Regions from separate parts of the Homo sapiens genome. Here region 1 is linked to region 2. A link is an interaction called in ENCODE POLR2A ChIA-PET data of the cell type or tissue named here. Cell type or tissue: GM12878. All regions are shown on one strand. Region 1 overlaps RAB39A (RAB39A, member RAS oncogene family). Region 2 overlaps EXPH5 (exophilin 5).

Evidence for each region. ChIA-PET counts read pairs that join two places held together with the same protein. Peaks named below come from ENCODE experiments on the same cell type or tissue, not always from the same donor. Only the 100,000 strongest peaks of a DNase experiment are listed, where the experiment ranks them.
Region 1: POLR2A ChIA-PET joins it to region 2 with 8 read pairs; 2 of 35 experiments call an interaction of 5 or more read pairs at or near these places.

Annotation. Positions count from the first base shown.
Region 1 is chr11:107,955,504-107,959,503 of GRCh38, reverse strand. All of the region lies in intron 1 of RAB39A (RAB39A, member RAS oncogene family), which reads right to left. Among named protein-coding and RNA genes, the nearest start is that of RAB39A, 29 kb to the right of the region's middle. RefSeq lists an enhancer at 2,125-2,284. In GM12878, no CTCF peak of the experiment used is centred here; a DNase peak (open chromatin) is centred at 2,333; H3K27ac peaks cover 471 bases.
Region 2 is chr11:108,514,916-108,518,915 of GRCh38, reverse strand. EXPH5 (exophilin 5) reads left to right here. Exons shown (of 6, transcript NM_015065.3): 5 at 543-681. LOC112267909 (a long non-coding RNA gene) reads right to left here. Exons shown (of 3, transcript XR_007062880.1): 2 at 3,547-3,605; 3 at 1,193-1,557. Among named protein-coding and RNA genes, the nearest start is that of POGLUT3, 19 kb to the right of the region's middle. In GM12878, no CTCF peak of the experiment used is centred here; no DNase peak of the experiment used is centred here.

The DNA of each region.
Region 1 (4,000 bases), 560 kb after region 2:
AAGAAAAGAAATTGACAATAAGAAAAATCTCCCACCATCTTTGGCAGGCTATGAATAATGCAGTTGCTATATTTTAACTTTGAGGGATAACTAATTTGTTATTGTTTTGTCACTCATCTTTATATGTGTGAATTTAGGCAGATGTGCAGTGTCTTAAGAGAAATCTAATTAAGGCTATGTTCTTAGACTGAAAGCTTGAATTTACTCAGCATCAAGCCTGCATCACTTTTATCCCTCCTATCCATTTAATTTACCATTACTAGAATATTTTAAAAATGCCTTTTGTGGCTGAAAACTCAATGCTGAAATGCTTATGTATTACACAGAGGCATGTTTTTCACTGTAGGAAATACTATGTTTTCTTTTCTTTTCTTTTTTTTTTTGAGACGGAGTTTTTGTTCTGTTGCCCAGGCTGGAATGCAATGGCACAATCTTGGCTCACTGCAACCTCTGCCTCCTAGGTTCAAGCAATTCTCCTGCCTCAACCTCCTGACTAGCTGGGATTACAGGCGCCCACCACCATGCCCAGCTAATTTTTTAATTTTTAGTAGAGATGAGTTTTTACCATGTTGGCCAGGCTGGTCTCGAGCTCCTGACCTCAGGTGATCCACCCACCTTGGCCTCCCAGAGCACTAGGATAACAGGCATGAGCCACCGCGCCCGGCCAGGAAATACTATCTTTTCAAAAAACTTATTTTTTATTTTCTTTTTAAAATAAGCAACCCTATTAACTGATTGTATTTAATTTTGAAAACACATTTAGATTACAGTTGGCAAATCATCCTACAGAATAAAATTATAGCAAAGTATATGTAATACACATTATAAAAAAACCCTTATTAATAATTAGTTGGGAATAAAAGGACTCAATATAACATCTGTCACTTCTATGTAATAACCTGATTTCTAGCTTCTGTGTGTGGGTCTGTGGGGCTTCAGATTCAGATATAGTTGTCCTGCAGGTAGTGTTTTTCCTAAAACAATTGGGCACTGTTGCTATCAATCATCTGGGGGAAGAAGCAGAGCTTCAGATGGAAAACTTGAACTGAAAGGCAGGTCTTACAGAGGTGTTGAGGGAGCAGCTATCTTTCTCTTGACCTTCCTCCCATAAGTTGAGACACTTAGGTCTCTAGAAGTTCTTGAAGGAATTATGAGAAGGTAGGGAACAGACTCTAAAAGCACTAGGTAGGGAGGCCTCCCTGTAAGGAACTGAAGAGTTGATGAGGAGTAACAATTATTTTTAAGCAACAATCTCTTGTAGTATGGCACTTTATGTCTATTTCCCTCTAGGCTTTGAAAGTCTCCCTGAATGGGTGGGGTGCAGTGGCTCTCACCTGTAATCCCAGCAATTTGGGAGGCCAAGGTGGGCAGATCACCTGAGGTCAGGAATTCGAGACCAACCTGGCCAACATGGTGAAACCCCGTCTCTACCAAAAATACATAAAATAGCCAGGCATGGTGGTGCATGCCTGTAGTCCAAGCTACTTGGGAGGCTGAGGCAGGAGAATTGCTTGAACCCAGGAGGCAGAAGTTGCAGTGAGCTGAGATCACACCATTGCACTCCAGCCTGGGCGACAGAGACTCTGTCTCAAAAAAAAGAAAGAAAAAAAAAAGTCTCCCTGAATTAATGGATGATTTAAGGGAAGGAAAAAAATTGTGGGGTCAGGGAATGGAGGGAAGAAAAGAACAGAAGCAAGGAAGGAAGAGAGAAATAAATGGCATGGATTCTAATCTGGTCTGGTGTGTTATGAGGGAATGAAGAGGTGAGACTATTCTCTGGCAAGAATGATAAAGCAGATACAAAACCCCTAAATACAGTGTGAGGGTGATGTGATGATAGGGAAGGTGAATTCTGGAGGAGAGGGTTCGGGGTTATAAGCTCCTAGCAGTCGCTTGTCCCTCTCAAGTGGAAGATCTGGTTTTAATTATAAAAGAAAGCTGCTGGTTCTTTCATACTTTGAAAGCTACACTATCAGCAAATCTTATCCCATTGCCAGAGGAGCAGTCTCCTTTCCTTGCCTTAATTGAAAACTGCTGGTCCCTGAGAACACTGCTTCCCCTGCAGCACACTCACGTTGCCCATTCTCTAGGATCAGGAGGAGATGGCTTCTGTTTCCCCAGTGCAACTTCCTGATAATTATTCTTTCCCAACCCCTGTTGTAAAAAAAATCTCCTGCTCCTTTGAGGCTTATGCCATCTGGCTCTGCCAACTGCTGTCATCTTCCAACTGCTTGGTCATTCTCCATGTACTAAAGATTTTAGCACTTTGTTTTTCTTTCTGTTTCAATTCCTGTCATTCTGCTTACTGATTTCAACATCCATTTGGATGAGCTGCCTGGTGTCACTTCTCAAATTCCTTGACTCCCTCATCTCTAATAAACCTTTCTCTCTATTCTTCCTTTCTTATCCATTTCCTTTTCATCAGAAATATTAATTACCTCCAAAACTGGAAATTTACACAGTCCACTAAAAATATCAAAACCTCACAGTCTGCCAGCCTGTCTATTCTTTTTTACTGTGGTGATTCTTTAATTTCATCAAGATTTGTAATCCACTGACCAACTCTATCACTTTCTATCCATTAATACTCTCCTACCTTTGCCTTCTTCCATATCTTGAGTTCAATGAGACATCATTATAATTGTTCTCTTGGAAATATCTCAATTTCCAAGCCTCTTTCCCTCTGTCATATTCATCTGGGAAACTTCTATCTCTGGATCAGTCCAGCATGCAGCTGTATGTTTCCGGGGAAAATCACTCAACCAGGCAGGCTGGTGTCACTATGAATTAATTATAACCAATCCCAAGTGGGCACTCAACACTGCTGAGGAATACTGCTAATAACAGGAGAAACTCTTCCTTTTTTCCTCACATTTATGCTTCTACTATAGGAAGAAATGGAAGTTCCATTCAACCTTCCTCTCCCCATAAAAGAGAACTGGAGGCACATTTTAACCCTCTTACTAATCACTCCATAGAAGGACAAATGGCTGCTCTGTTTGGCTAGAGTATGTTTCTTAGGCTGTGGGCAGGATCATTGTGTGTTCAAGGTCAGTACTCTTGTATAGCGTCCTTTTCCCTCCTTTCCTCTTTCTGGATCCATGCTACTGGCTTGCTGATTATCAGAGTCATGCAGGTGCCATGTCAATACTGCTCACTGTTGAATATCAATGGTTTTCAAGTACCTAGCACATAGTGGGCATTCAGTGCACCTTAGTGAATGAATGAATGGTTGATTTGGTCTAAGCCACTTACATAGCTGTTGTGAAAATAGGAGAAATATCAGAGAGAGTGAGGAAGTTTGAGGGAAAGAGATACTAGCAGTGCAAAAAAAGAAAGGTGCCCAACATTATATCTATTACTAGTGTGGTCTTATGTTCTCACACTGAGGTCATTGAGTTGCTATGAGCATTATCAGTGTTGGAGGGGGTGGATAAATTATATATTCAGAAATACATACATCCTAAAGATATATCCAATGAAAATACAGTAGCCAGCAATCTCTGTGAAGTTTCTTGGGGGAAGGGAGTCCTTTAATCAGGGGTATGTTGATGAAACCTCTCCAAAGAAGAAAAGTTACCATATTTTATACCCCCTACTAAAAAAAAAAATGCATAATACTTGGTGAAACTTTTTCATTTTTTAAAATTTTTATAATTGTTTCTGAGATGGAGTTTCACTCTTGTTGCCTAGGCTGGAGTGCAATGGTGTGATCTCGGCTCACCACAACCTCCACCTCCCAGGTTCAAGCACTTCTCCTGCCTCAGCCTCCTGAGTAGCAGGGATTACAGGCATGCACCACCACACGTGGCTAATTTTGTATTTTTAGTAGAGATGGGATTTCTCCATGTTGGTCAGGCTGGTCTCGACCTCCCAACCTCAGGTGATCCGCCTGCCTCGGCCTCCCAAAGTGCTAGGATTACAGGCGTGAACCGTTTTTAATTTTGGAGGAAACATTATCAGTATAATGTGCTTCTCTGATCCATTAAGTGGAAAACCC
Region 2 (4,000 bases):
CATGGTGCTGGCAGGAGTGTAGCAGTTAGGACGACCAGAGAGGTCAGTCTTGTTGCCATCTTGGTATTGGTGGGTTTTAGCCGGCTTCGTTAGTGCAACGTGTTTTATCAGCAAGATCTTTATGACCTGTACCTCGTGCCGACCTCCAGTCTCATCCTGTGACTTAGAATGCCTTAACCGGCTGGGAATGCAGCCCAGTAGGTCTCAGCCTTATTTTACCCAGCCCCTATTCGAGATGGAGTTGCCCTGATTCAAACGCCTCTGACAGTGCTGTGTAAGTTCGTAGGAAACTTGGCAGAGAGAGGCTCAGTACCTTGCCTGAAGGCTTATCACTGAAATAATTAATGTAGGTATAGAGAAGTTGCAGGTCAGTTACAAATGGCAAAAACAACACATTATAAATTGAGAAATAAATATTAGAAAAATGGATTTGCAGTCCTTAGACTAATACTTTTAAGCTTGGGACAGTTTGGTGGGAGCGTGTGAGTATTTTGACTGGTGAAGGCTCAGAAATAATATTGTGTTCTCTGCTTTAAAATTAGCAGGCAAAAATATACAATTCACCTCTGGAAAATCATCTAGTTGACAGTACATTTGTCCCAAAGCCAGCAGTCATGAGGGAGGAGAGTGGCATGCCTCCACCGTGGGATGCTTCACTGCTGGAGAATGAGTTTTTCCAAGGTAAGTTCATGCATTAAATTGCCTTTGCAACTACTGATAACTAAAGGAAGTAAACAATAACTAGTTTGTATCAAACTACTCAAAACATATGAAACACTGTACTTTATTTTTTACATCCTCATGTTTAGCTTATTTGAAGAGGATGCTGATATGTTATTAACACAAGTATTAAGAATCTTATGATTAAATATAATCTAAGCAAATATTCTTGAATCATGGACTGATAAATATATGGAGTAGTAATAATGTTTAATATTTAACCTTAGGGGTCAGGAGTTTGAGACCCCATCTCTACTGAAAATACAAAAATTAGCTAGGCATGGTGGCACGCACCTGTAATCTCAGCTACTTGGGAGGCTGAGGCAGGAGAAGTGCTTGAACCTGGGAGGCGGAGGTTGCAATGAGCCGAGATCATGCCACTGCACTCCAGCCTGGGTGACAGAGCAAGCAGAAAAAAAAAATTAACCTCAGGTAAAAAGGAAATACATCTTTAGGAAATACATCTACAAAGTTTGCTGTTTAATAGACTTTTATTGTTCCAGATTAGGACCCAAATGCACTGTGATAAAATCTAATTGACATTAGACAATTAACCTTGTATGATGATAAAAACTGAGACAGGTTCCAAAAGCAGTGGCGTTCCAAATGCACATGTATCTTATTATATGATCATAGTTTACTTTTACAAAGGTTATTCTATATAAGCCCGGCCATTTGAAAAGTTAACTCTGAAGTCGCCACCAGCTTCACTTTGAGGAACTTCATTTAGTTTGCAAAGGCAATACCATCGCCTGGCCCATATTGTGTGGGACAGCAGTCGGGTAGAGACAGTCAGCTGGACAGTCAACGTAGGGGCCTTCTTCAGTAAGATGCTTCCTGGCAGAGAACAGAGGAAAATCTTTGTTCCAAAATGAAGGTTTTGTTGAAAGAGGAGAGCTACTGTTTATGGAATGAAAAAATAATGAAAAAATAATAATAATGTGGCCTTTCTGAAACTAATGTAGAGAAGCAGAACAGGAATTTTTCTGATGTCAGGAGTGATGAGTAAACAGCATTGTTAATCTGGGATTCTAAGTGGCTTTAATTTAAAATCTTGTCATGGGGATGTTAAGAATGGTTACCTCTAGGTAGAATTCCTGGCGATTTTACTTATATTGTTATACTTTTCTGTATTTTCTGTTCTAAATACATTCTGCTCTTGTAGTCAACCAAGACTTTAAGGGGAAAGAAAAACATAAACAGCTTGAAAGGGAGAATGGGTATCAAAGAGATTTTCATTATAATTTGTTTTAAAGATAGATTTTTATTCATTATGCAGTTGTTTTGTTTTGTTTTTTGCCCCACCTTATACTTCAGCATTGCTTGATTATTTTATTGTGGCTATAGGGAACAAATTACTTCAGGTCCTAGGGGTAAATAAATATTTTTCACTAAAACATTCACAGATAATTCCCTAAAAGAATTCCTTAATTACATATCCTTAATGTTCAAGATCAGTTTTTCTTTTGGTTGTACAAACTTAATAACACCAACTTGCAAATAAAATAGGATAGGGAAAAATCCAGAACAGATTTTTTTAAATCCCTTTAGCATCTGCCCTAACTTAATTGGCATGTTGCATGTACATTTCACTTATGTGTGCTCAGACACTTACATTTCCTGTCATTATACAGTTGAAATAAAATTTGTAATTTATTTGTATTTATTGAACATGAATATAGTAAACTATATCTATTATAGAGTGGGTCTTAGAGAGTCTACACACCTCAAAAGATTATGATTCTATTCAAAATCTAATGGGTTTTTATTGAGGAAAACATGTCAAGTACAATTAAATGGATACAATTCAAAGAAAAGCCAACTGTGTCACCAAAAGGATGCTGTGGCTTGTCTAAGATCACAGAGGCTGTGGTCCTAGAGAGCATGAGCCCTGGGTCTGGGCTTGGTCTAGGTCTTCAGTTATCGTAAGGGGGCCCCTGGGCACTGACTTTGACACCACTCCCTGACTTTGCTACCGAGAGAAAAGTCATCATTATTTGACAACAGCAACTTCACGTCTTTGTAAAACTATGAGCTCGTCTCACAGTAAAATCATCTGTATGGTTCATAAAGAGCAAAATATGAAAAGTGAGTTTTTTTTTCTGGTTTTTTTTTTTTTTTTTTGAGACGGAGTCTCGCTCTTTCGCCCAGGCTGGAGTGCAGTGGCGCCATCTTGGCTCACTGCAAGCTCTGCCTCCCGGGTTCACGCCATTCTCCTGCCTCAGCCTCCCGAGTAGCTGAGACTACAGGCGCCCGCCACCACGCCCGGCTAATTTTTTGTATTTTTAGTGGAGACGGGGTTTCACCATGTTAGCCAGGATGGTCTCAATCTCCTGACCTCGTGATCCGCCCGCCTCGGCCTCCCAAAGTGCTGGGATTACAGGCATGAGCCACCGTGCCCGGCCCAAAAGTGAGCTTTTATGGCACAGAGGTTGCATTGTACAGTGGTTGTATGCATGGATTCAGGAAACAGACTGTCTGGGTTCAAATCCCAGTGCTGTGTGATCTTAGGAATTTGCTTAATCTCTTCTTGCATCAGTTTCCTCATTATAGAATGAGAATAGTAATAGGACCAACCTTCTAAGTTTGTGTGACGACTTAGTGAGTTAATATATTAAGCGTTTAGGACTCTGCCTGACACATAGAAAGTGCTGTTTTATAGGAGTGTTAATGGGTATTAATTTTTCCAGAAAAAAAAATCTACCATTGGCATATCATTTAATAATATTATATATCCAACTAAGTATGTTCATAAATTAGGTGCTAAGCTTTTAGTGGTAATACTGTTTTCTTAACAGTACAACCTAGAAATCATATGCTACTTACAGAGGTTCATTTCTATTATGATCCCAGGAGGTATACACAGCTGGAATTATTGTAGCAACCTAGTGACATGAAAGAAACAGAAAGACAAGGCTTAATAATACTAACAATTGTCTAGTTATTCAATGTCTGCATTATTAATTCCATTTTATTACTGGTCCATATCTTAGAAAAACTCAATACACTTTAGATGCACTAAAAAAAAACATGATTAAAATTCATTGTTAGAAGAATATAGTTCAATTTCCTTACGGCGTTAATGGAAGGTTTACTTTGAAAAAAAGTGATTTGAAAAAGTAGGAAAGAAATTTTCACTATAGTCTTATAAAAGTCAGGCTATCTTAAAAATATAATCAAAATTAATGTTATAACATGATAATATGATAAAAATAAAATTATAAATGATTATGTTTCTTGAAAAGGAGCCTTCAATAACTCAAATTATTATTAAACTGTA